Linked DNA regions of Mus musculus: all the other regions are linked to region 1. A link is a loop called in an ENCODE intact Hi-C map of the cell type or tissue named here. Cell type or tissue: heart. All regions are shown on one strand. Region 1 holds the start of Lats2 (large tumor suppressor 2). Region 2 holds the start of Sap18 (Sin3-associated polypeptide 18). Region 3 holds the start of Zdhhc20 (zinc finger, DHHC domain containing 20). Region 4 has its middle 18 kb from the start of n-TTagt2. Region 5 has its middle 13 kb from the start of Gm26440. Region 6 has its middle 2.6 kb from the start of n-TTagt2.

Region 1 (4,000 bases):
TCTCAGATGCGCGTATTTAAAAACATTTTAAAAATTAAAGGCATAAGTAGTGTAGCATCACCTTTGTGGCTCACAGCCACCCCCAACTCTGGTTCTGAGGGACCCGATGCCCCTTTCTGGGTTCCATTGGCACCTGGCTCACATGTGGTGCACCTACCTACATTCAAGCCAAAGACTCATACACATAAATAAATCTAAAAAAAAAAAAAAGAATGTTGACAGTTTACCTTCAGATTTTTAATAAAAGCAGCAAGCACTGTAGATTAACTTAAAACATTAGTGTTCCCTCCTCTGTCCAATTTCCATTCCTTCTAAATGGGCTATGGCTATCATGGTTGTAAATGGGCTATGGCTATCATGGTTGTAAATGGGCTATGGCTATCATGGTTGTGGTATGTAAGAGAGGTGAGTACAGAGTCCAAAGCCTGTGTTTATTTATGGAGATGGTGTCATGACATATGTACAGTTCTGCAGTTTGCTTTTGTTCACCCCACATTGGTTCTGAATTCTGTCTGTAATCATTTGTCCTTTGGCAGAAATAAAGCCGGCCTCTTTACTTAGCTTCTCTCTCTCTGCTCCTGCTGTCCAGCTGTCCTTGGCTTTTCACTATTATAAATAGTGCTGTTGCAAAGAGTTCTTGCTTATTTGTTTGTTTCGTTGTTTTTGGACAGGGTTTCTCTGTGTAGCCCTGGCTGTCCTAGAATTAACTCAGTAGACCAGGCTGGCCTCGAACTCTGAGGTCAGCCAGCCTCTGCCTCCTCAGTACTGGGATTAAAGACATGCGCCACCACTGTTTGACAAAAAGAAAGTTATTTTTGTTCTTTTAAAAAAAAGATTTATTTTTATTTATGTGTGTGTCTGTGCTAAGCATATGCACATGTGTGTGTGCATTTACCCACAGAACAAGGCATTGGATCCCTTGGCACTGGTGTCTCTGTCTCTCTGTCTCTCTCTCCCTTCCTCCATCCCTCCCTCCCTCTGCACCCCTACTTTCCCCCTCTACCGGGTTTCTCTGTGTAGCCATGGTTGTCCCGGAATTCTCTCTGTAACCAGATTGACCTTGAACTCAGAGATCACCTGCTTTCCTGAGAGCTGGGATTATAGGTGTGCATCACTAACCGGCTTCCCTAACATTTCTTAGAGCAAGAGATAGGAACTTTTAACACACAGTGAAGGTTGCCAGTGCGCTTGGGGAGATGGGGGAGGAAGTTCCCAGGTGAGTGCTAGACTCCTCTTTTACAGAATATTACTTGATGCATTGGTTTCTCATCACGGTGCAAGATGTCAGTGTAGCACACAGGGTCAGGCTGACTAAAGAAAATGAGGCTAATCTGCAAGAGGCTTAATTATTAAAGTTCAAAGGACAAAGAAATGAGAATCTCTGGAAGAAGCCTTAAGGGAATTAGAGAGGTGGGGGTGGGGGTGGGGGTGGGGGTGGTGGTGGTGAGGGGCAGTCCAGGACTAAAGTCTGTTGAGGCAGTTAAAACAGTCCTGACAAGGGTTCTTCTGACAAGACAGCCTGAATTTGGCACAGGAGAGGGGGCTCGACTTCCTTCCCGAGGACAAAAATAAAAACTGGTACAAATGATCTTCACTCTTGTGAATTTCTTCCGGAATTGAAACTTCAAATGTCACGTTTGCTAATTAAAGAGGAAGTCTGGTTGACTTTTAAGACTATTAGTCCCCACCATCACTTACCACAGATCGTAAGTTGGTGGGGAGTGTGACGTTAGACAGCCAATAGTAAACGAAAGACTTTGCTTCCACGCTGTTATTTCTCAGCGTCTGTCCCTGGACCAAATCCCCAAATGGAGGATAAAGGAGTGGCCGAAGTGTAAACGCCAGTCTCCTCGGCTGGTTCGTGCAATACTGATGTGTTTTATAAAACCATAAGGCACTTTCCTAAAACGTGCCCAGGGAGGGAGCTGGTTAGCCTGCGTCCGGTTAAGCCCAGGCTGTCAGGCGTCCCGGTTTATTATTTGATGCCCGGGTCTCAGCAGCCGGCTGCACTTTCCGTGGCTGGCACCGGGGCCTGTGAACTTACTTTTCTCACCCACTGGTACGAGGCGTTTAGGGAAACCGGCGCTCCCGGGCTGGGGGCTTCCGACGCGAGCCCAGCGCAGGGCAGGTGGCCGCCCAGCCAGGCGGCGCAGGAAGCGGCCCGTGGGGCGGAGCGGGCGGCGGGTAGCAAGGCCGCGGGCGCCCCGCCCGGGCTGGTATGCGGCCGGGAGTGACGCGGGAGGAGGGGTCACGTGACGCCCGTGGAATGCCAACAATGTAGCGAATGTCCCGCTCGGGTCTGCGCTTCGGAACCGCGGCGTGAGCGCCCCGGGAAGATGGAGCCGCCGCCGCCAGCGCCGCCGCCGCTTCCCCGGGCTCCCCCGACCCTCCGGGGTCAGCAACCACTGCCGCCACCGGCGCCCGGTCTCCCGGCGCGCGAGGTCCCGGAGCCGCGGGCCAGGACGCCGCCGAGGGTGTAGAGCGCTCCCGGAGGTGAGGGGCCGCGGCCGGGAAGTTTGTCGGGACAGGGCTCCGCCCGGTCCCACGGGCGAGCTGCCCTGCGGGACAGGGACAACCCGTCCGCTGGGTCCCGGGCGGGTGCGGAGCAGCGGGTGGCGGCGGCGGGGCGGCTTTGTTGTGCTCGCGCGGCGGCGTCCGGAGGCCCAGACCCCGCGTCCCGCGGCGCCGACCCCGCCCAGCCTGGGCCTCCGTGCGCCGCGCCGTCCACCACGCGCGCTCGCGGCCTTGCGCGCTGCACCTCTGGCCCTCGGCGGCGCGGTGCCCGCCCGGTGTCCGGTGTCCCGTCCCCGGCTGCGCCGTCCGGCGGTCGGTGCGGGGCGGTTGCGTAACGTCTCTTTTGAGCCGACTTCTCCCGGGCCGGCCTCCGCCGCGACTCCACGGCCTGAGTCCGTAGCGCTGGTCACGCACGAGCCTCGCCTGCGTGGCCCGGGTCTCGCCCGGGCGACTTCGGCCACCAGCGGCGTGCAGGAGGCGGCCGGGTGAAAACTTATGCCTGTGAGTGTGAGCGGGAGAGAACTGGACGTGCAGATTTTGTTGACAAAAAAGTTTGAGCGAGGACTTTTCACGCCTTTAAATTTCCCCTGCTTGCCCGTAATGTAGCCGCTTATTAGGGAATTTGTACCAAGTCTTGCTCCATATTTTTAGTTTAACCCCAGGTTAGGTCAGTAAATGATGCTCACCAGTTTTGAGTGCTAAATCTGGAGACAAGGCTACTTTTTGTGATTTTTCTTTTCTCCCCTTTTAGCAACTGTTGTAATAAGGCGCTAACAAAAAAAAAAAAATCTTCCAGCATAGGAATGCAGACGCTGCTTAGAAAGCCTGTTTTTAACTTAACTATAGTTAACAATACATTACAGTATTCAGCCTCTCGTAAAATTTTGGTTATCCAGGTATAGAAAACGCTGTTGAACGAATTCACCATGGTTCCTTTGAAATTGCTTAACTTTTACCACACTTCAAAATGTCAGCTTCATATGGTACCAACAGAGGCTGCTATACAGAATTACAGAATCCGAAGTTTTGAACTGAGAGTTTTTCAGCTTCGCCATCTAGTTGGAATAGTATAAATGTAAATTGGAGCTGTGGGTTATTTCTTTCCTTCGAGAAATCACGGCCTTGGTGGGAGGGACTTTCAGTGGTGGGAGGGACTTTCAATGATGGGCGGGGAACACGTTTACAATAAAATGCCTTGTTATTTTAAATGCTGTGTTGTAAATAGCCTGCCCTAGGCCCTTAAAACCCACTGGAGAGTAGAATGGAGGTTGGAGCTGGTAAATCCACACTAAACTCGAACGAAAGCTATTGGGGAACCATGTGGGGGAGGGTAACGCGGGGGTGGGGGTTTTGTGTTTGTATCGGGAAACCTAGACCAACACAACGTTTTGTATTTATTTCATGCTTGTAATAGCGCGAAACTTTTAAGTAATATTTCGTACTATTTAAAAATAGTATGCTTGAAGGACTACAGATGATAAATTTA
Region 2 (4,000 bases), 51 kb before region 1:
TTACCTGGCCAGAATTCATACTCTATTCTGCAATTAACTCCGAAATTTTATATATCGTTCCTAGTGAACTTCAATGCTGGCATAAACTCTGATTTTCTTTTGAGGCAATTTTTAAAAATTAAACAAGCTTTTACAGTCTGAGTGCCCTAGCAGAAGAAGGGTAAGCTTTATAGCAGAAAGTCTCAAGAGCATATGCTGAAAGGTGTGTACAGTAAACACTACATTTTTAAAGTGAAAAACTTGATTATTCCAAGATTTTGATATCCATGTGGTTCTGGAACAATCTCTACAGATAACAGAGAGATAACCCTCTTTAGAAAGCTGGGCTCACGGAATAGAAAAGCAGCACTTAAGCAAAGTCCGGGCAAGCTGGAAAATTCATTTGTTGGGGGACACGGAATTTTAGTATGTGGAGAGTGGCTTAAATTCAGCCGCTACTCAGTAGTTTTCCCTTATAAATTCAATCACTAGCTCGTGTTTTGGATGGGGGTGGGGGGATGGGGGGTTGTTTGTCTGTTTTCCCGAGAAAGGGACTCTTTTGTGGTGTATCTTACCACCGCAACAAAAATGTATTAAAATTCGCCTTTGCTGCTTTTCCAAAGCTATTACAGTGTCAACCTGACACAATCCAAAGGACAAGCCTGTAACGGTCCTAGCTGCGTGGGTCCTGAGCAAGGCAGGTACTCGGAGATGAAACACTTGGGACAGCCGTCCTCACCGTGCAAACACCAAACGCTTTGACACCAAGGGCCGGGGCAGAAAGGGCTCGGTGTTGATGGTGCTTTTTAATATCTTGGTGCTGCGTGGCTCGAGGCTTCCCATTGCCTCCACTCTGCGAACACGGTTCACTCAACAGCCATCTCCCTCCCCGTCCTCTACCATCTTATCCTACCGCACCGTAAGCTACCTACGTATCCTTTTGTACCGGGCGGCCACACGGCGAGAGCGACGCCGGTCAGTTCACTCTGACCTAACGTTTCATCCCCACTCCCGAAAGGCGTCACACGGCGGGCGAGCCCGCCCTGGCTGTCCCCGAGGACGCAGCCCGCCAGGCCCGGGTCCCGCGCGGCTCACCAGGTGTAGATCTGCAGCTCGCTCGAAGGCACGTTCCCGCGGGAGAACTCGTCCATTCGGTGGTGGCGGCCGTTGTTGGTGGTGAAGACCCGCAGCAGGAGCGGGCAGGTCTGCGGAGAAGCAGGGAGTCAGCCTCGGGCGCGCCATTTGGCCTGCCCGCCCACCCGTCCGCAGGCCGCGCCCGCCCTCCCGCCAGCTCGCCGCTGCTGCCACCTCTGCCCCGCAGCCGCCCGCAACCCGCACCTTCTCGCGGTCGATCGGCTTCTCCGGCTCCTTCTTAATTTCCTCCTGGGTAACGCGCGACTCCACCGCCATCTTCCTCCTTCGGCCCGGGAGACGCTCGCCCTGACCTCCGACCCCTGCGGCGAGCATGAGCTAGTCGTCTCTCGCGAGGAAAGGCACGAGGTTTTATAGGAAACGAGTGGCAAGGCGGGGCATCGCATGGCGCAGGCGTATTTCCGTATGTGTGGGTGCACACGCACGCACGCGCGCGCGTACGTGTTGCCTTGGGGAGAGGGGTGGGGCACACGCATGCGCAGTGCTCTACAGGCGTCTTGATCGTTCTTAGTTGTTTTCTTACGTGCTCACTGCCCAGGTCAGCTTAACGTAATATTTTCATGCGTAGTGATGAAAATGTGTAGCGATCACGAAAAACTTAAGAAAATTCACATGACATGTAAAAATATGAACCAGGTAGTCATAGTGATGATAAACCGACTGAACTGGTTAATATGGACCCCCAGTGCAGAAAGGTACTGCAAGGCCAGCGAAATGATACCTTTTCTGTAGATGATGGGGTAAAGCTGTCTGTTTAGGGGCTATGAATGAAATAGGCTCTTTTTATGTCACGCAAAATTCAAGAGAGGCAAATCCAGCGGCATGGTGATGCATACCTTCACCTGGTCTTCAGAGTGTCAGGACAGTCAGGGCTATGTGGAGAGAGCCTGTTTCAAAACAAAAACTACAAAAGTATCAGTGAGAAAGACTGATTGAAAAAACCTTCATGCCGGCCAGTGGTGGCGCACTCCTTTAATCCCAGTACTTGGGAGGCAGAGGCAGGCTGACTTCTGCATTTGAGGCCAGCCTGGTCTACAGAGTGAGTTCCAGGACAGTCAGGGCTACACAGAGAAACCCTGTCTCAGAAAAAGAAAGAAAGAAAGAAAGAAAGAAAGAAAGAAAGAAAGAAAGAGAGAGAGAGAGAGAGAGAGAGAGAGAGAGAGAAAGAAGGAAAGATAGAAAGGAAGGAAGGAAGGAAGAAAGAAACCTTCACAATATGCTATAGATACTAAAACATAAACCCCATAGCTCCATTTTAAAGCAGTTGCTTTAAAAATGAAATCTAGACAGTAAGCATGTAAGGTTCGGAATGTCACTGCTAACCCAGAGAGTTCGTTAAAGATCTGGTGACTGCTTTTAATAGATTGCTTTACAAACAAATCGGATGTAGTATATCTGCAAAAATTAGACACTGCCAGTAGCAGCTGTTGGCCTTGGCACTTCTGAACTCCGGTGAGAAGGCAAGCTGGCACACACTTTGGATTCTTTAGGGTTCCTTGCTAGTCATCCTCTAGTCCTTACAACCCCTTCTTGCTGATAGACTCTAGAGAAAATCTTTGCTAGGAGTATATCCAGAGACATTATGAGAATGCTCTTCACTTGAGGTTCTTACAGAGGACCAGGCTACAATTCAAAACACCTGTAACTCCAGTTCCAGAGGCTCTGATGTCCTCTTCTGGCTTCCTTTGGGCACTGCATGCATGTGGTGCACAGACATGAAAACAGTCAAAACACCCATACACACAGCATAAAAATAAACAGATTTAAGAGGATGTAGAATGCTCATAACTTCAGACAGAAGCTGCTCCTGTAGCGAGGACAAGCCAGGCCTTACTAAATCCTCTATCTAGGACCTCCTTCCCTAAACTGCTGTGCTCCTAGTCGTTAACAGACCCAAGGCAGGGTGGGACAACACAACTTGCTAAATCTCTGCCTAAATTCCTGTCTTGTACCTTCACTATCTGCTAAATTCAGAGGTCCTCCGCCTTGTAGACACCTCTACTTCTACATCTTTATTATAAGCTGCTTTCCTTACTTCTGGGACGACTGCTGGATCCCCATCATACCGCTGCATCCTCTGCCAAGTGGCCAGATTACCAATCCATCACAGGACACCTCTCTGCCAAATCTGGAGTTTTCATTACTTAAAATATTAGCCATAAGGTGGATCTCTGTGGGTTTGAAGCCAGCCTGGTCTGCAGAGTGAGTTCCAGAATAGCCAGGACTATGAAGACCTGTCTCGAAGAAACACACACACACACACACACACACACACAGAGAGAGAGAGAGAGAGAGAGAGAGAGAGAGAGAGAGAGAGTCAGAGACACAGAGACAGAGAACAAAAGAAAGAAAACAGAAAAAAAAACCCACCAACAACAAAATCCACACCAATGAATTGATAAAAAGAAAAAAAAAGTAAAAAAAAGTTAGGATGTCATTCATTTTGTAGAGTTCTTGCTTAGCATACTCAAGGCCCTAGATTTGATCTCCAGCAATTCAAAAACTAAGCATAGTTGCATATGCCTTTATTCCTTTATCTCCACATTTGGGTGATAGGAAGATAAAGAGTTCAAGTCATCTTTGACTACAAAGTAAATTTGAGGCTAAAATAAATATAAGACACTGCTTCAGAACACAGGAGGGAAGAAGAACTACTCCAAGGGATGTAGTGGCTATTCCTGGTTGTCAACTTGACTATATTTGGAATGAACTACAATCCAGAATTGGACAACTCACCTGTGATCCTAATCTGGAGGCAGAGAGATACAAGTTTCTGACCTAGATTTTGTCATGGAAATCTTGAGATATAATGACTATGAATCCCAGAAGATTAAGAAAGGGAGATCTCTGAGTTCAAAGTCATCTGGGA
Region 3 (4,000 bases), 140 kb before region 1:
CAAACTCAGAAATCACTGAGTGCTGGGACTAAAGGTATGTGCTACCACTGCCCAGCTGAGACAGCATTCTTTTTTTTTTTTTTTAAAGATTTATTTTTATTTATATGAATACACTGTAGCTATCTTCAGACACACCAGAAGAGGGCATTGGATCCCATTACAGATGGTTGTGAGCCACCATGTGGTTGCTGGGAATTGAACTCAGGACCTTTGGAAGAGGAGTCAGTGCTCTTAACCACTGAGCCACCTCTCCAGCCCCTGAGACAGCATTCTTAATACTAGTTTTTCTGTCAGTCCTAATTCTGTCAAAACCACCCACCACCCACACACACCTCACTGGGAACTGAACCTATCACCACACATGAGTTTTATGTGGTCTTCCACTGGGCTCCATCCTTAGCCTCCAGATTCCATGTTGTATCTTAATTCTTTGAGACAGTTTTTCTGGGAAAATAGCTGAATTTTACCCACCTTAGTGCCCTAGAGTTGGGTCAATTTTGCCACTAATATGTAGTCAAAAATTTGAAGTCAGAATATGTTTGCTTTTTTTTTTTTTTTTTTTTCTCTAGACAGGGTTTCTCTGTGTAGCTCTGGGTGTCCTGGAACTCACTTTGTAGACCAGGCTGGCCTTGAACTTAGAAATCTACCTGCCTCTCTCTCCCAAGTGCTGGTATTAAAGGTGTGCACTTCTGGGTCCTAATGTCATCTTTAGGGCATGTTGCAATTTTCTTATTGTATACATGTTACTTTAATGTAACAGTAGTGTATGGTGACTAAATATTAATACTCATTTTACTAAGTCTTTATCATACTATAATAGCAGTTACCTTCTTCTTGGAGACTTTAGTAAATAGTCTGTTTTAGCTGACCTCAAACTCACAGAGTTCCACTGTCCTCTTCCTCCTGAGTGTGTGGAATTAAAGGCATGTGCCACTATGCCCAGGGCCAAAACCCAAACCAACCCAAACCAAACTTAAAAACTTTTCATTTGTCCTCAGACAACCCCTGGGCCACACATCCTCATGAGCAGTGGTCCATGCACATCCGCACATAGAATGTAAATAAATGAATGTACTGTGTTTTAAAAGAATGTATGAAATTATTCCTAATGATTGTACATTATGATGTTTCACAGCAAGGCTTCTAGATTCTAAGATTGCAGTCATTACTTAGCAATCTCCAGCTGTAAATATTTGAAAATCCCACTCCAGGAAAGGGCTGTTTCTATATTCTGCTTTCATGGTGTAACCTTAAATGTGGACTCCAAATCAAACTGACCTGTTGTATATGGCTTCCACCTTAAATCTCAGGCTCCTACCAATTCAAACAAAACATGGTGGAGAGAGCGATACGTGGACCAAATTATCCCAGGGGATTCTTCATTGGAGACACATTATAGTCACAGGAGTCTTATATTTAAGTATATATAATATTTTTCTTGCTTGCACGCTTGAGTGATGCACAGCCTTATGTAATAGGGAACCCGACTTGTATGGGTCCTGAAAGACCTAGGGGAAGAGTGTTATACAGAGTGCCACCCAAGGCACACAGGGCAGCTAAGAATTCATTCCTCTCCCCTTGCGCATCCCCATCCCTCTCGTCACCCAGTCCTAGATGGCCTCCTACACATCCTTAGCACTCTCCTCTCTTTTCCACCAAGGCACCCCCAAATCCCATGGGCGGGCCTGAGCAGAAGCCCCGCCCCAACTTCAGGCCCCGCCTCCTTCGGCCGGGTAGCCCCACCCCCTACGGGGATTGCCAGGCGCGGGACTAGGGGCGGAGCGGCAGGATGCGGGGCAGGGGCGGACCCGGTCCAGGCGCCGGGAGGGGCGGAGTTGCAGCGTCGCCCTTCACAGCTCGCAGCGGGATGAGAGGCGGGCCCGGAGGCGGGCCCGAGGGCGGGGTCAGGGGCGGACCCGGGCCAGGCGCAGGGAGGGGCGGAGTTGTGGCGTCGCCCTTCGCCACTGCTTGCGGCGGCGGAGCCTCGGGGGCGGGGAAGCTGGCGACAGGGCCGCTGGGGTCTTGTGGTCCTACAGAATCGTGGGCAGCGGGACCCGGCAGTCAGCAGAGGAACATGGCGCCCTGGACACTCTGGCGCTGCTGCCAACGCGTGGTGGGCTGGGTTCCGGTGCTCTTCATCACCTTTGTGGTCGTCTGGTCCTACTACGCGTACGTGGTGGAGCTGTGCGTGAGTGAGTACGGGAGGCGCGGGCGGCGGGCCGGGCCGCGGGTGGCAGGCCGAGGCCTCGGCGCCGCGTTCTGATTCCGCGGGGCGGCCTGCGCTTCCCCAGCCCGTGGGTTCCACGTCCGAGGGTTCCGGCCCGCGCTTCTCCGGCGGTGGGGGCCCCTGTCCGTGGGTTTCTGCCCACGGCTCGCTGCTCGAGGGGTCCCGAGTTCGGGCCTGCGCGCCGCCCACGCTCCAAGCTTCCGGGTGGCTGCAGTCGCCTTGGGGCTCCCACCCTTCTGTGACGGAATGCTCACAAAGGCCTTTCCTTTTGAACTAGAGAACCCCTTCTGAGACGGCTTGTGAGGTCAGTTTGGCTAAAACACACGCACACACGCACAAAGAAATCTTTTCCTCCCAGATTGTTGCTCCCCAAACTGCGCGAGAAGAAGCGCGTAAGCTGAAAGCAGCCTGGGGGCCTGGGAGGGAGGTGTGTCTCCCGGGTCTGCAGTGTGGGCTCAGCCCCTGGTCTGAGCTGTATTTGACCCTTTTTAATATTCATCTGGGGGTCTCAGTGCTGGATTTACACAAAATGTTGTTTTGAGGCACAAGGAATTGAACAAGAGAGGTGCAAGCTCAATGACTTTTTTTTTTTGCCTGTTTACTTTGTAGGTTTGTATTGCTTATACCTTTAGTTTTAGGGCTTTGGTTTAGTTTTACTTTTGCTATTTTTCTTATTTAATTTTTTTTACCGTATGGTTCTTACCTGATTTCCTGGGATAAAGGAATAGCGTTGCATTATACTTACATGACTTAGCCGATTGGTTCATTGTCATTAACACCCTAGGCCATTACTATGTCAGTGATACTAAATAATTGCCTGTAAGCTTTGAGTGTGCGTTCTATACCTACTGGCTCTTTACTGTGTTCGTCTCCCGTCAGCATTATTAAATAAAACCCTAAGAAAAAGCAGTCCCTTGGTTTCCCAGAAGTGATGTGGTTTTAATTTTCAGACAGAGCCCTCGGTTATCTGAAGGACAGATTTTCTTTGGGGAAAAACATACGGGGTAAATACAAGAATGAAAAAAAAAAAAAATCGGGCTGGTGAGATGGCTCAGCGGGTAAGGGAACTGATTGCTCTTTCGAAGGTCCTGAGTTCAAATCCCAGCAACCACATGGTGGCTCACAACCACCCATAAAGAGATCTGACACCCTCTTTTGGTTCGTCTGAAGTCAGCTACGGTGAACTTACGTATAATAATAAATAAATCACTCAAAAATGGTAGAGCCTAGACCTCAATTGTGGCTTTGGATTTGGCGAGCTCCAAACCAAGTACTTGTTTAAAAACTCAAGTTCTGTTCATAGAAGACCCTGAAGTAGCTGAGCTTCTGCAGGTTTTTATTTTTACAGATTTTTTTTTTTTTTGAGACAGGGTTTCTCTGTATAGCCCTGGTTGTCCTGGAACTCACTTTGTAGACCAGGCTGGCCTTGAACTCAGAAATCCGCCTGCCTCTGCCTCCCGAGTGCTGGGATTAAAGGCGTGCGCCACCACACCCGGCTCTGCAGGTTTTTAAATGGCAGCATCCTTAAGAAAATGACTTTGCTACTTAGAACATTTGATTTAGAAGAAACAGTGTACACCTGCCCTCTTGCTCTTGGGAGGCTGAGGTCCAGGCTAGCCTGGCCTTCAGTGTCTCAGAATAAAACAGCTGGGGCTTTCATCCCAGCACTAGGAATACAAAAGCAGGGGCAGACATATCTATTGAGTTTGAGGCCAGCCTCTTATGCATAGTGAATTCTAGGACAAACAGAGCCATGTAGAGAGACCCTGTCTC
Region 4 (4,000 bases), 1.1 Mb before region 1:
AAGCCCCATCTTAAGTCAAGAATACAGAGATCCAACAGTGCATCCTCAAGACATGGCTCCTTACAGAGTCTACAGTGAATATGCTAATGGTCTTTGGAGAACATCAGACCACACATTCTATCTCTGCAAGCAAAGTCTTGAGTTCCCAGCAAGCAGCTTCCTTTTATTTGCATGGTACTGCTTTTGTTGACTAAGTCAAAGACTACAGGAAAGTCTTGGAAGTCCCAAAAACAGTTTTATGACTTTTGAGTGTTCTAAAGAGTGGCCTTCCATACCACAAGGCTTAGCATCTGACTTAATCCCATCACATTGATAAAGTCTAAGTCTAAAATGGGAAAGGAAGCACCTCTTTACTGCTGATCACTGAACTGTGAATCCCAGTGAGCCACCAGGACTGTCACTGGAAACAGTTAAACATTTTACTTGCTGTTCCAAACCAGTAGATCTTTACCTACCTGTAAACATGAAGTTGTAGGTAGACCTGACTCTTAGTCGGGCTCAAAGGAAGAGAATATTCTGAAATGTCAAGAACTTTGCATGTCACATTCAGTTAGAAATAACATAGGAACAGCTACCCAAAAGCCATGTGGTCCTTTCCAGTTTGAAGCCCTTAAAGCTAGCCAACTAAGGGAAAGGCTATGGTGGCTATTTCTGATGTTTACAGCATCAGTAGAGTTTGGAGCAGCACAGTGGGCCTGGAATCACTCTGGTAACAGTGCTTGTAGTATAGAGCCTGCCAGATGAGAAAATAGCCCAATGATTGGCCTGAGACCAGGAGTTTTGAGACTAAAGAATATGGTATGTTCTAAACCCTGGTGTCCAGCACAATGTGGGGAGACCCTAGTCCACTTCCAATGATACCTGGAAATTCTTTGCTAGTGTGTTTCTTTGCCCACCTTGTCTACTGTGAAGTTTTGTTGGGTTTGTCCCCTTTTAGACTGACTGTACAATCTTCCTGACAAGGTGTGATATGGCTGGCACTTGTTTGGAAGAGCTATAAAGAGGTCATAGGATAGAGACTGAAGCCAGGAGTGGACAGATTACAGCTGGGAAGCTGTCTTTGTGGCTAGGGCATCGCTACATTTGTTTAACTCAACCCCATTGAGCAATCACTCATCACTTTTTATTCCTAGGTTTGAATCTATTATTACTTAGAATTTACTAAGTCTCTGGTGGTCAAACTTCTAGCCCTAGCTTCTTGATTTTCTTCTAAAAATAAAGCAAAACAAATGAACAAAAGCAACAAACATAATTTCTTTTATGTACAGCAATATAGTATAAACATTGAATAATTCTATAATTGAATCGTTTGACATGATATAAAATGTCATGAAATAAAAGAAAAAAATGACAGTTCAAGTTATGAAAACTCCACAAAGTTCAGATTTGGCAGTGGGTCAATGCAAGAAATGTATCTATTGACTACTGGTGCAATAGAAACGCCTATGCACTGGGTAGCCCTGGTTTTTACATATTCACTATGCCTTTCCTATAGTTAATGCTGAAGTTCAATTTGTAGATGTTGTTTCAGTCCAGTTTAGATTCAGTTATTGGGTTTTAGAGAACCCAGGGATCCTGAACAGGAGAACAGGGTGGCTGAGCATGGAGATGTAGTGGTAGTTCTGTAGCTAACTGTGTAGGGTGACAGAGGAGTTTGAGAACAGGGCTTGGCTGGGCAGGTGGAGATGAGGGCTTAGTCTGCATGGCAGAAGTGAAGTGGAGAAGGAAGAGATGAACTCATCCACCACAAGAAAGGATTTCCAGAAATAACAATGTTGAAGAAAGGTGAACACGTGAAAAATAAAACAAACAGCAACATTCAGGATTCCACATCCACCACTGAATATCTTTTAAGAACATTTATGACAGGACTTTCAGTAAACCAAACACCATGTCACATTTCTTTTGGTTTTATGCATTATTTCAGTTTAATTGTCACTTAGGCTGGTGGTTCATTTTTCTTTTAATCCTCCACTCCTTCTCTTTTAATCATTGAAGTAACAGGGCTAGTTATATATTAATTGTATTATTTCTTCAAAAATATATTCATGCCTTGAGTCAGTATAATTGAAATAATCACTGTCATGGATCACAGTAAACCATGAGTCTGACCAGAACTCACTTTTGTGATGCCCTGAAGAGCAATGTTGGGACCACCCAATCCTTTCTTCGTTTTTCACTAACCCACAAGAACACTGAACATGGGGTAGCTTTGCTACATGACAGCTACATACTAAGTCTGTAAATTAAGATAATTTCCAAAGTTCTGAAACCAAGGGACCAGAGAGATGTTCAAAGGTTAAAGACACCTGCCATCAACTTTAATGACCTATATTTGATTCCTAGGAGTCACAGGGTGGCAGTAGAGAATTAACTTCTACAAGTTGACCTCTGATCTCCACATGTACATCATGGCACATAGGAACCTACCATGTACAAAATAAATAAATAAATGCAATACAACTGAAATTAGAATAGTAACAATACAGTCAAACAGATGTAATTGCTACCAGAATGTGTGATGGGTAAAACAATTTAAAGCTGATTAGGGTCATGGCTTTATATATTAAAAATTGTGTACTTGTGTGTATGCATACACACGTGTACAATTTGTTGCTAAATCATTTGAATCTCGTATCTGGGAATGAAAACCTCATATGAGCATCTACTTGTGAGTACCAGGGTTGGGAAAATGTTGGGTTGTAACTTGTTCCCTGAGTGAATGTGGTTCTCATTATCACAGAAGAATGAGAAAATGAAAAACACTAAGGGCTAGAGATTCTACAGTGAACGTTCTAAATATCTGATGAAATGTGTCTTATGAAGTGAGCCCCAGATCCTTTTCAAGGCACTTAATATTCTCTCAAGGGTGAAGTGTGTTTGCTTTTAGCAAAGTAGATTAGCTTACATCTTGTGATGGGAAAAGTCGATGTAATATGTCGTGTCCTTCCCGTCTCGTTTCAGTACAGTTGGTTCGGGTTGTATCTTTTGGCCATAGCTGCAGATCTCAGTTTTCTCCTCTGTCTGAGTGTTAAATCACTTTCTGTCTGCTGTCAGGCAGTCTCTTTTGGTTCCCAGGCCCCCTCCTCTTCTTATGAGCTACTTGCTTATTTCCCGAGTCATGTCGAATCCATCTTTACTTCTCCAACTTCATCATACGTGTGCACTTTGCTTCAGAATCTAGCATTGGTTCATGGACTGGACAGCTGAATGTATCCAGTTTAAGCAGAAGATAAATTATTAGACTGTAAAAAGTTGGGATCAAATTCTCTACAAAAGCATGTGTTCAATAGTCTGGCCTTGGTCTGCAGAGTCAATAAAAGTGGGACAGATCTTTGTTCAGCAGACAACACTGAACAGTCTATTCCTATATCACTCAGTGACTATATTCCTAGTCACTGAGTGATCTGGAAGACAGGTCGACATGACCCAGCCCATTGTTTGTATCTTCTCTTATGCCTCTACTATGCCTTTATAAAATGTTGGAAAATGTGGTGTTCCCAAGTTGGCAGGCTGCCTCTCATCTGTCTTATACTGAGACCCAGCTCACCCAGGGCCCCAGGCCCACTCTCACTCAGCAGATGTTGTGGTGGTTAAAGGATTGCTTGGCTGGATTTCTGGGGTGCTAACATTGTTTATTGGGAATTATGTCATGTGGATTAGAGTGCTCATTCTTGTCTCAAAGAAACTTTATGCTCATTTGAAAATTGATCTGGGACTATAGGGAATGACTTTGGCAGTGACATTTAATTCCAGTTTCCAAGTCAAGGAGGACAACTTCAAATTCTAGAAGACAGGCTTCCGCGTGACTCAGTCCCCAAGTGTGGGATTGTCAACCCAAAGCTATGTTTTTTCAGCTCATCACTGCTCTGTGTCAGAACAAATTTCAGTAAGAAAACTATTATCTCCTGGTGAACAGTAGAGTAATTTCTCAAAACAACCTTGGATTCTAGTCCTATTCTCCAACCAGCTCACATAGCTTCCATATGAGGGTAACAAT
Region 5 (4,000 bases), 62 kb after region 1:
TCACAGTATAGCTTCTGCTGAGCTGAAACTCCCTGTCTAGGCCAGGCTGTCCTTGAACTCAGATACCCCTGCCTCTGCTTCCCAAGGGCTGAGACTAAAGGCTTTGCCACCACACTAGGCATTCAGCTGCTTTCTTAGACACACAAGGACTACCCACCTCGGGGTAACACCACATCCTGGAGTGCTGGGCTCTCCGATATAAATCATCAACCAAGAAAATGCCCTATAGACTAGTCTATAAGCCAATCTGATGGACGCGTTTTCTCAATTGAGGCTTCTCTTCCCAGAGGACTCAAGCTTATGTCAGGTTGATTAAAAAAACAACAACAACAACAACAAAAACTAACCAGGATGGCATGAGCGATTCCTGGCCACAGAGGTCAATGTATGCCTCAGTGCCTCTCTCTTCCCCAGAGCTGAGAAGACAGAGCTGAAAAGTCCCAACCTTCTAATCTGCCTTGGTCTTTGACATGCGACCAGCCCACATCCTCTGCCTAGGAGCTGTCACGAACGAATGAACTGTTAATAGACAGAGCGGGATGTCTTGCTTCAATTAGTGCAGGGGTTTGGGGAGTTGTACTGGCTAGAGCTGTGTCATTAGGAAGTCACTGTTAGATGTATTAGTTATATGTCTCACTACTGTGATCATGACGGAGAAGGCGAGGTGGCAGGGGTGTGAGGTACCCTCCACAGGAGGGAGGAAGAGACTAGACAGGAAGTGTCCCCCTATAAAACTTCAAGTGTCCACAACCTCCCCACACAATGCCACCAGCTGGGGAACGTGTGAACCTGTGTGGGACATTTTATAATGCAAGCTACAATTAAAATCGTGTGTTTCAGAATAATCACAACAGCGTGCCGTCCCTGGCTCTTTTTATATCACGTTCTGGAAGATTCCCTTGACTTTATCATTCAGGGGTTGTACTGGCTGGTTTTGTGTCAACTTGACACAGGCTGGGATTATCACAGAGAAAGGAGCTTCAGGTGTGAGGAAATGCCTCCACGAGATCCAGCTGTGGAGCATTTTCTCAATTAGTGATCAAGGGGGAAAGCCATTATAGGTGATTCGATCCCTGGGCTGGTAGTCCTGGGTTCTATAAGAAAGCAAGCAAGCTGAGCAAGCCAGGGGAAGCAAGTCAGTAAGTAACATCCCTCCATGGCCTCTGCCTCAGCTCCTGCTTCCTGACCTGCTTGAGTTCCAGTCCTGACTTCCTTTGGTGATGAATAGCAGTATGGAGGTGTAAGCTAAATAAACCCTTTCCTCCCCAACTTGCTTCTTGGTCGTGATGTTTGTGCAGGAATAGAACCCCTAAGGGTTGTATTAGACTTTTGTTTGAGGGATAGGCATTTTGTTGTTGTTGTTGTTGTTCCTTACAGGTCATTCTCGTTCGCTAATCCATTCACTTTTGTCTCATCCCTTTATTGCTTGTCTGTCTCTCCCTGGGATTATTATTTCCAAGGTGTTCTCTACTTCTTCCACAGTTGTGTCTCCTTCCTCTAAGTTCTTTCTAAAAGCTTTGCATTGCTTTATTTCGTTTTCCCACTTTCATCTGAGGTCTCCTCACACGACTCTATCTTACTTGCTTGAAATAATGGCATGACTAAGATATGATTCATGTATTACAAAATCCACTTGTTTAAAAGTGTCCAGTTCTGTAGGTCACATCTGTAATGCACTTCAGAGACTTAGGCAGGAAGGTCATGAATTGGAGGCTAACCTGAGCAATAGTGTGAAAAAAAAAATCTTGTCTCAATAAAACAAAACAGGGGGCCAGAGAGTTGGCTCAATTAAGAGCACTGACTGCTTTTCCAGACAACCTTGGTTCCCCCCACCCCTTCACAAAAAACGGCTCCAGCATGTATGGAGGTTTACAATAGTTTGTAATTCCAGTTCCAGAAGATCCACTGCCCTCTTCTGGCCTCAAAAGGTACTGCATGCAGGTGATGCACAGACATACCATGCACCATGGGCCAACACCCATGCACACAAAATAATTTTAAAAAATTAAAACACAGCCATGGAAAGAAAGAAAAAACTATACAATTTGGTAGGTTTTAGCATATGTCTGTAGCTGCATAATGACCATAATTTTACCTCTGTTCCTTCACTCCCCTCTATGGACCACCTCAGAGGAGGCTAAGAGTCTATTCTACCTTTGGTCTCTATGGATCTGCCTCTTCTAGACAATTTTATCAATAACCTTAAGTACTATGTGACCTATTGTGTCTGGCTTCTTTCACTTACAAACATGTTTTCCAGGTTTATCCACACTGTAGCCCCTGCCCTCACTTCATTGCTATGCCCCGCTTTATTTGTGCAGTCAGTCACCAGTTGGTGGACTCTTGGATGGTTTCCACTGCGGGTCTTCTGTAACTAGTGCTGCTTGTGAGCCGTCTTTATTTAGCTGTGTTTTCATTTCTCTGGAGGGTACCCTGAGTGTGACATTGCTAGATCAAATGGTAAGCATGTGTTTAAGTTTTTGAGGAATTGGCAAACTGTTTTCCCAAAGCAAGGAACCAGCCTCCATCCCAGGAATGCAGGACAGCACGGTGTTCTCTCAACCTGCACTGACACTCTTCTTATCTGCCTTCTTTCCTTAAGCCGTAAGTGGCTTGGGAGTGTTTCTTCATTGTGGTTCTGATGTGCATTTCCTTAAGGACTAATGATATTAAGCTACTTTTCACGGGCTTATTGGTTTTATATCTTTAATGAGAAAATGTCTCCAAATCCTTCACCTTTAAATCTAACTTTATTTTGCTCATGGCTTATGAGAGGGGTTTATATGTTCTCTGTACAAGTGCCTTATCACGAATATGGTTTTCAAGTATTATTTCCCATTCCCGGGACATTTTGGTTTTCCAGTTCTTTGATATTGTTTATGTGTTGGCTGTTCTGCACATATATGTGCACATATATGTGCACATGTATGTGCAGTGCCCACAGCGGCTGGACAAGGGCACTGAATCCTCTGCGACTGGGATTGTGGATGGTTGGCAACTACCTTGTGTGTGTTGGGAACTGAACCTCAGTCTTTTGGAAAGGCAGCCAGTGCTCTCAACCACTGAGGTGTGAGGTTTTGTCTTTTACTGTCTGTTATAATGCTAAGTGTGGGCCCCCAAGACCTGAGTCTCCATGTAGCCCCTATGACCCTGCCCCCAAGGTAATTCTGATTGGTGAATAATGATGCCAACTGAGTCAATAGCTGCGCAGAAGAGATATAGGTGGGGTTTAGGTTTTGTGGGCTTGGGGGCAGAGGAGGACCTCGAGGGAAAAGGATGTGCAGGAGAGGAAAAGGAGAAGCTGCCTTGTGTTAAGCGTCAAGAAGCGTGGCCCCAAGGGCTGGCCAATCGGAGCTAAGAGCCGCCCAGGTGAAACAGCAATAACTTGGGGTTCTCCATAGGAAATAGATTCTAACAGCGTGGAGGGCAGGCAGCTGCCCAGCTCTTGTGTTAAGGCTTATTGTAAAGAGAAAGGCTGAGAGTGTGTTTTTTTTTAATCTGGGAATTCAATAATCAAAAATGGGGTAGAAACCCCTGGCCGAGACTTAAACACTGAGGCGTCCTTCCTGCCCTAATGTTCAGTGTCTTTTTGCTTCCTTTTCTTTTCTCTTTTCTATTTTTCCCTTTCTTTCCTTTTCTTTTTACTGTCTTGTCCTATCCTGTCCTGTCCTTCCTTCCCTCCCTCCTTCCGTCTTTGGAGATAAAAATTAACCTGTGTAGCCCTTGGTGTCCTGGCCTCAAACTCAGAAGTCCACCTGCCTCTGCCTCTGCCCCCCAAGTGCTGGGACAAAAGGAATGCGCTACCACCAGCCGGCTTAATTTTTAATTTTTGAGGGTTTTTGTTTTTGTTTTTTTTATTTTGGTTTTGGGGGTTTGGAGCCAGAGTTTCTCTATGTAGCCCTGGCTGTCCTAGAACTCACTCACAACAGGCTGGTGTTGAACTCAAGAGATTCGTTTGCATCTGCCTCCCAAATGCTGGGATTAAAGGTGAGTGTCCCCA
Region 6 (4,000 bases), 1.1 Mb before region 1:
CGAGTGATCCACAAAGTTTTACTTGTGATTTCTATAGACAGTAAAATAGAATCACTTTTAGAGAGTAGAAAAAGTGGAGGATCTTACAAATATATTATACAAGACAAGCTTATGCTTAGTGTGCAATCAGAAAGAAAGATATAAGACTAAATTATAATATAGCTCCTCATGAAGACAGAAGTGAAATACACTCTGAAAATAAATCCAGGAATATTACAAATAAGGTATAGGGGTTGAGTGGTAGTTCAGCAGTCAATAGCATGAACTGCTCTTGCCAAGGACTGGGTTCAGTTTCTAACACTAAGAGTAGGCTACTCACAATTGCCTGTGACCCTAGCTATGGAGATCTGATACACTCTTTAGGCTTACACATGACCCTACACTCACGAGCACACACACACACACACACACACACACACACACACACACCCCTATACTAGAAGACTGGAGTGCTCACCTTGGGCTTGTCATTTAGGGTACTTTATTATGACTGTAGAGTCAATCACAAAATTTGATTGAAAACTTTTAAAAGCTTTTGTAAAGTAAGATTAGAGGAAATTTCCTTGGTTTAATGAAGAATGCATAAAAGGTGACTCCTGAATGTGTGGATGAGTAGTTGAAAACATTCTTCCTGCATGGAAGCAGATCAGGACGTTCTGTTGCCCTCTGCTTTCATCATATGTCATAGGTAAGGGACAGTAATGGCTTAAAGGGAAATACAGATCTCATTATTTAGAGTCAAATTATTATGGAGACAAAATATCCCAAAATCTGTAGACAAAACATGAACATTAACAACTAAATTCAGAAAAAAAAAACAGATAAAAGATCAGCATAAAATTTATGTGTTTTTATATCAATAATCTAAAATTTACATATTACACACTGAGGTACAAGGCAAATTGTTAGAGTAATCTAGGATGGCATATGCATGGCCTCTGCACCAAGCAAGAAGCATGACTGAGAGCAGCTGCAATCTCTGCAGGTCTGACTCAGACACAGATCCACTCCACACTGACCCACAGACTCAAGTAACTCACCCACAACACAGCAGGCTTAGCCCAAGTGTTCAGTTGCATAGAAAAAATGTATGTAAAAGTGCTCAAGTCACGAACAGATAAGGAAGTTTTGAGGAAGACACACAAAGCTGAAAGACATAAACAGTTGCTATGGATAGAAGGAAATGCCAAGTTCCTGGCAAGGGCTTCGGTGAAAGGAAGACATCCTCTGTTGGTGGGAAATCTCACAGTCTTGACAGTATCTGTGAAGCCTGAACACACACATACACAAACTCACGTACATACATAAGCACATGTACACATACTCAACACATTCACATATATGACACATAGTGAAATATACAAGATGTATTGTATTCACAATAAAGGTTATGTTGCAGAGTATCGAGGATGACTGAATTTGACCTATTGACCTTGGCACTGGTACACAGACTTGCTGATGCTGATGGAGTGCTGCAGCTCCTCGGGATCAACGTTGCTAAGGAGATCAGGGTGAAGATGAGATTCATTCCTGGAGGAAACAGATTGCTTCGAGTTAAAGTGTGAGAAACAAAGGAATCAAGAGTACGTGGATCCTGTAGCATCCTTGTCAGCAGCCAAGTCTGCTTCCACCCAACAAATGCCTCCCTTGCAGAAGCCAAACATCCTAAGTACCTGGCAGGCTCCGAGCCAAGTTCAGCTAAGCCCTAGCAGGACCACGGGGCCTCCTTCTTAACTCAGGGATGCAGTGTTTTTCCGAGGCTAATTTTCACCAGGCTGTTAAGTCTCTATAGCTGGGGTACTCTTTCCACTTTCCTTGGCTCCTTGGCTAATCCTTGAAAGCAATTTTACAGAAGTGTGAAATGAGTTCCCCCTACTGTCTGTGTGAGGGTGGCTTCAGAACTCTGGGCTGAGTACACATGCTGCTCCAGAGACATGGTTGAGAAGTAATTGCTGACTTTATCCGTGTGATTGCACCCTCTTGTATCCACTGCCTGCCAGTCCACACATCCCAGAAATACTGAAACACTCCTTTATTTCCTTGATCGTGATATAACTCATTTTGTAACATTTTATATTTTGTTATTTTCTAGATGAACATGACCCCCCCACACACACCATACACGTGCCTATTCTCAGTATACCCATGGACTGCCCTTCCCCCAGCCCTGACCTCACTTCTCTGTTCATTGGACTTCCTGTGTGTTCACTGACCACCATATTCTTTCTAACATGGCCGATCCCCAAATTCTTGAAGAAGCTTCAAATCCCATGGTGCCATTCAGCCAGACCAATTTCTGTTTCTCTGTGTGGGTGTTCATGTGTGTTTACTTTCATGTGTACACACGTGAACATTTTTTGTATGCAAATGGAGATCAGGGGACAGCAGCAGGTATCACTTATCTGGTGTTTAAGGCTCACCACACAAGCTGGACTGGCAGGCTGGTCTGCAAACCCTAGGCATCAGCTATGTCCACTTATAACAATGGGGTCAACCCATTATGGACTGGAATCTTTACATTTGAACCAAAATAAGCCTTGCCTGTTATTGGTTTGTTCCCTTGGATATTTTGCTGTAGTGGTGGAAACAGGACTCACACAAGGTGTGAGTAACCTTGTGTATCAATCTTGCTGTGACAGTCACGCTGCCTGGAAATTTAAATGACAACAACAGAAAGCCCACTGCGGCAGGGGTTTGAGTGTTGTCAGATCCCAGTTACAACCATTCTGTATATTAGAACTGGCTGCAGTTTTACAGTACTAATGGCTGAAGCACAAATCTTGCTTTAGCACAGTGAATAGGTCCAGGAAGTAGGGGTCTCCCTGGTCCCACAGTATGGATGAAAGCACAGCTCACAAATGTCAGAGATGGGGGGTTGAAAATGGCCATGTGCCAATGCACTGAGACATGCAAGAACAGCAGCAGAAAAGTATGCTTCAAGGGTGCAGGGGCACATATCTGCATTCCCGCCTATCCAGAGGTTCAGGCAAGGAGACATAGCATGGCCCCAATGGTGTATCTGCATAAAGGCTGGCATTAATATGATGACTCCTGATGAGGGAGCAGGGACCACCAGGATGCCTCAGTGAGAGATGAACTGGCCTAAATAAAAGATGGAGCAGTCAAAAAAAAAAAAATGTGTTCCATGTAAGCTGAATGTGTGCTGCAGATCACACAGGCAGGTGACTAGAGAAAACATACTGGGGACCAAGGTTCAAAATCATGCTTAAACAGTAGAGCACTAACTGCATATGTGGGTGGGCTGTGTGCTGCTTAAAGGTGTACACAGATACAGACTCATGTGAAATACATTTAGAGAACTTATCTTGCTCTCAGTCTCTCTCTTTTCACCCCAACCTCCTTTTGTTAGAGTTCATCTTCCAATGTAAGATATTTATTTCTCAGCCGGGTGTGGTGGCACACACCTTTAATCCCAGCACTCGGGAGGCAGAGGCAGGCAGATTTCTGAGTTCGAGGCCAGCCTGGTCTACAAAGTGAGTTCTAGGACAGCCAGGGCTATACAGAGAAACCCTGTCTCGAAACAAACAAAAAAACAAAAACAAACAAACAAACAAAAAACCAAGATATTTATTTCTCTGTATAATCTTGCTGCTCAATATGAATCCGTTAAAAGAGATTCATTAGCAGAGCAGCATCAAAAATGATATCATGATGCAATAGGTAATTTAAATAAGTGTTTCTAGAAACAAATATGCTTCAATTATACAAATCAAAAATCAGAAGTTTAAATAATTAGTCCTGGCTCATCTGTGTTCATTTTCTTTCTTTTCTTTTCTTTTCTTTTCTTTTTTTTTTAATGTTTCTTACATAAAATGACATGGTCAAAAGGAATAATTTTTTCTTAACAAAAGGGTCACTGCCTGTGCTGTGGCCATCTGGGAAGGGGGAAATCGAGTGAGACATGTATCCATCAAATTGGCCCAGATGCAAGCCTATGGGACATTTTCTTACTTAATGGTTTAGATCTGGAAGAGAATAG

Evidence for each region. Peaks named below come from ENCODE experiments on the same cell type or tissue, not always from the same donor. Only the 100,000 strongest peaks of a DNase experiment are listed, where the experiment ranks them.
Region 2: a loop joins it to region 1, with 5 times the contacts of the local background. A loop is called at or near these places in 18 of 42 quality-filtered maps.
Region 3: it touches region 1 in a loop (2.1-fold over the local background); 3 of 42 quality-filtered maps call a loop at or near these places.
Region 4: it touches region 1 in a loop (8-fold over the local background); 2 of 42 quality-filtered maps call a loop at or near these places.
Region 5: a loop joins it to region 1, with 2.9 times the contacts of the local background. A loop is called at or near these places in 13 of 42 quality-filtered maps.
Region 6: it touches region 1 in a loop (3-fold over the local background); 2 of 42 quality-filtered maps call a loop at or near these places.

The regions. Positions count from the first base shown.
Region 1 is chr14:57,744,383-57,748,382 of GRCm38, reverse strand. It overlaps Lats2 (large tumor suppressor 2), which reads left to right and starts at 2,260. Exons shown (of 8, transcript NM_015771.2): 1 at 2,260-2,493. Gm52140 reads right to left here. Exons shown (of 3, transcript XM_030248241.1): 2 at 2,045-3,088. The coding sequence ends at 2,071. In heart, a CTCF peak has its summit at 2,137; DNase peaks (open chromatin) are centred at 1,482, 2,232, 2,822 and 3,700; H3K4me3 peaks cover 3,066 bases; H3K27ac peaks cover 2,501 bases.
Region 2 is chr14:57,795,672-57,799,671 of GRCm38, reverse strand. It overlaps Sap18 (Sin3-associated polypeptide 18), which reads right to left and starts at 1,483. Exons shown (of 4, transcript NM_009119.3): 1 at 1,318-1,483; 2 at 1,075-1,184. The coding sequence starts at 1,446. It overlaps Mir3077 (microRNA 3077), which reads right to left and starts at 1,248; the gene lies at 1,185-1,248. In heart, CTCF peaks have their summits at 2,071 and 2,835 (motif pointing left); a DNase peak (open chromatin) is centred at 1,511; H3K4me3 peaks cover 2,150 bases; H3K27ac peaks cover 2,051 bases.
Region 3 is chr14:57,888,255-57,892,254 of GRCm38, reverse strand. Zdhhc20 (zinc finger, DHHC domain containing 20) reads left to right here and starts at 1,919. Exons shown (of 13, transcript NM_029492.5): 1 at 1,919-2,192. The coding sequence starts at 2,075. In heart, no CTCF peak of the experiment used is centred here; a DNase peak (open chromatin) is centred at 1,934; H3K4me3 peaks cover 1,827 bases; H3K27ac peaks cover 1,276 bases.
Region 4 is chr14:58,798,464-58,802,463 of GRCm38, reverse strand. No RefSeq gene overlaps it. Among named protein-coding and RNA genes, the nearest start is that of n-TTagt2, 18 kb to the left of the region's middle. In heart, a CTCF peak has its summit at 2,347; DNase peaks (open chromatin) are centred at 693 and 983.
Region 5 is chr14:57,682,694-57,686,693 of GRCm38, reverse strand. No RefSeq gene overlaps it. Among named protein-coding and RNA genes, the nearest start is that of Gm26440, 13 kb to the left of the region's middle. In heart, a CTCF peak has its summit at 1,939 (motif pointing left); a DNase peak (open chromatin) is centred at 1,903.
Region 6 is chr14:58,813,662-58,817,661 of GRCm38, reverse strand. No RefSeq gene overlaps it. Among named protein-coding and RNA genes, the nearest start is that of n-TTagt2, 2.6 kb to the left of the region's middle. In heart, a CTCF peak has its summit at 1,862 (motif pointing left); no DNase peak of the experiment used is centred here.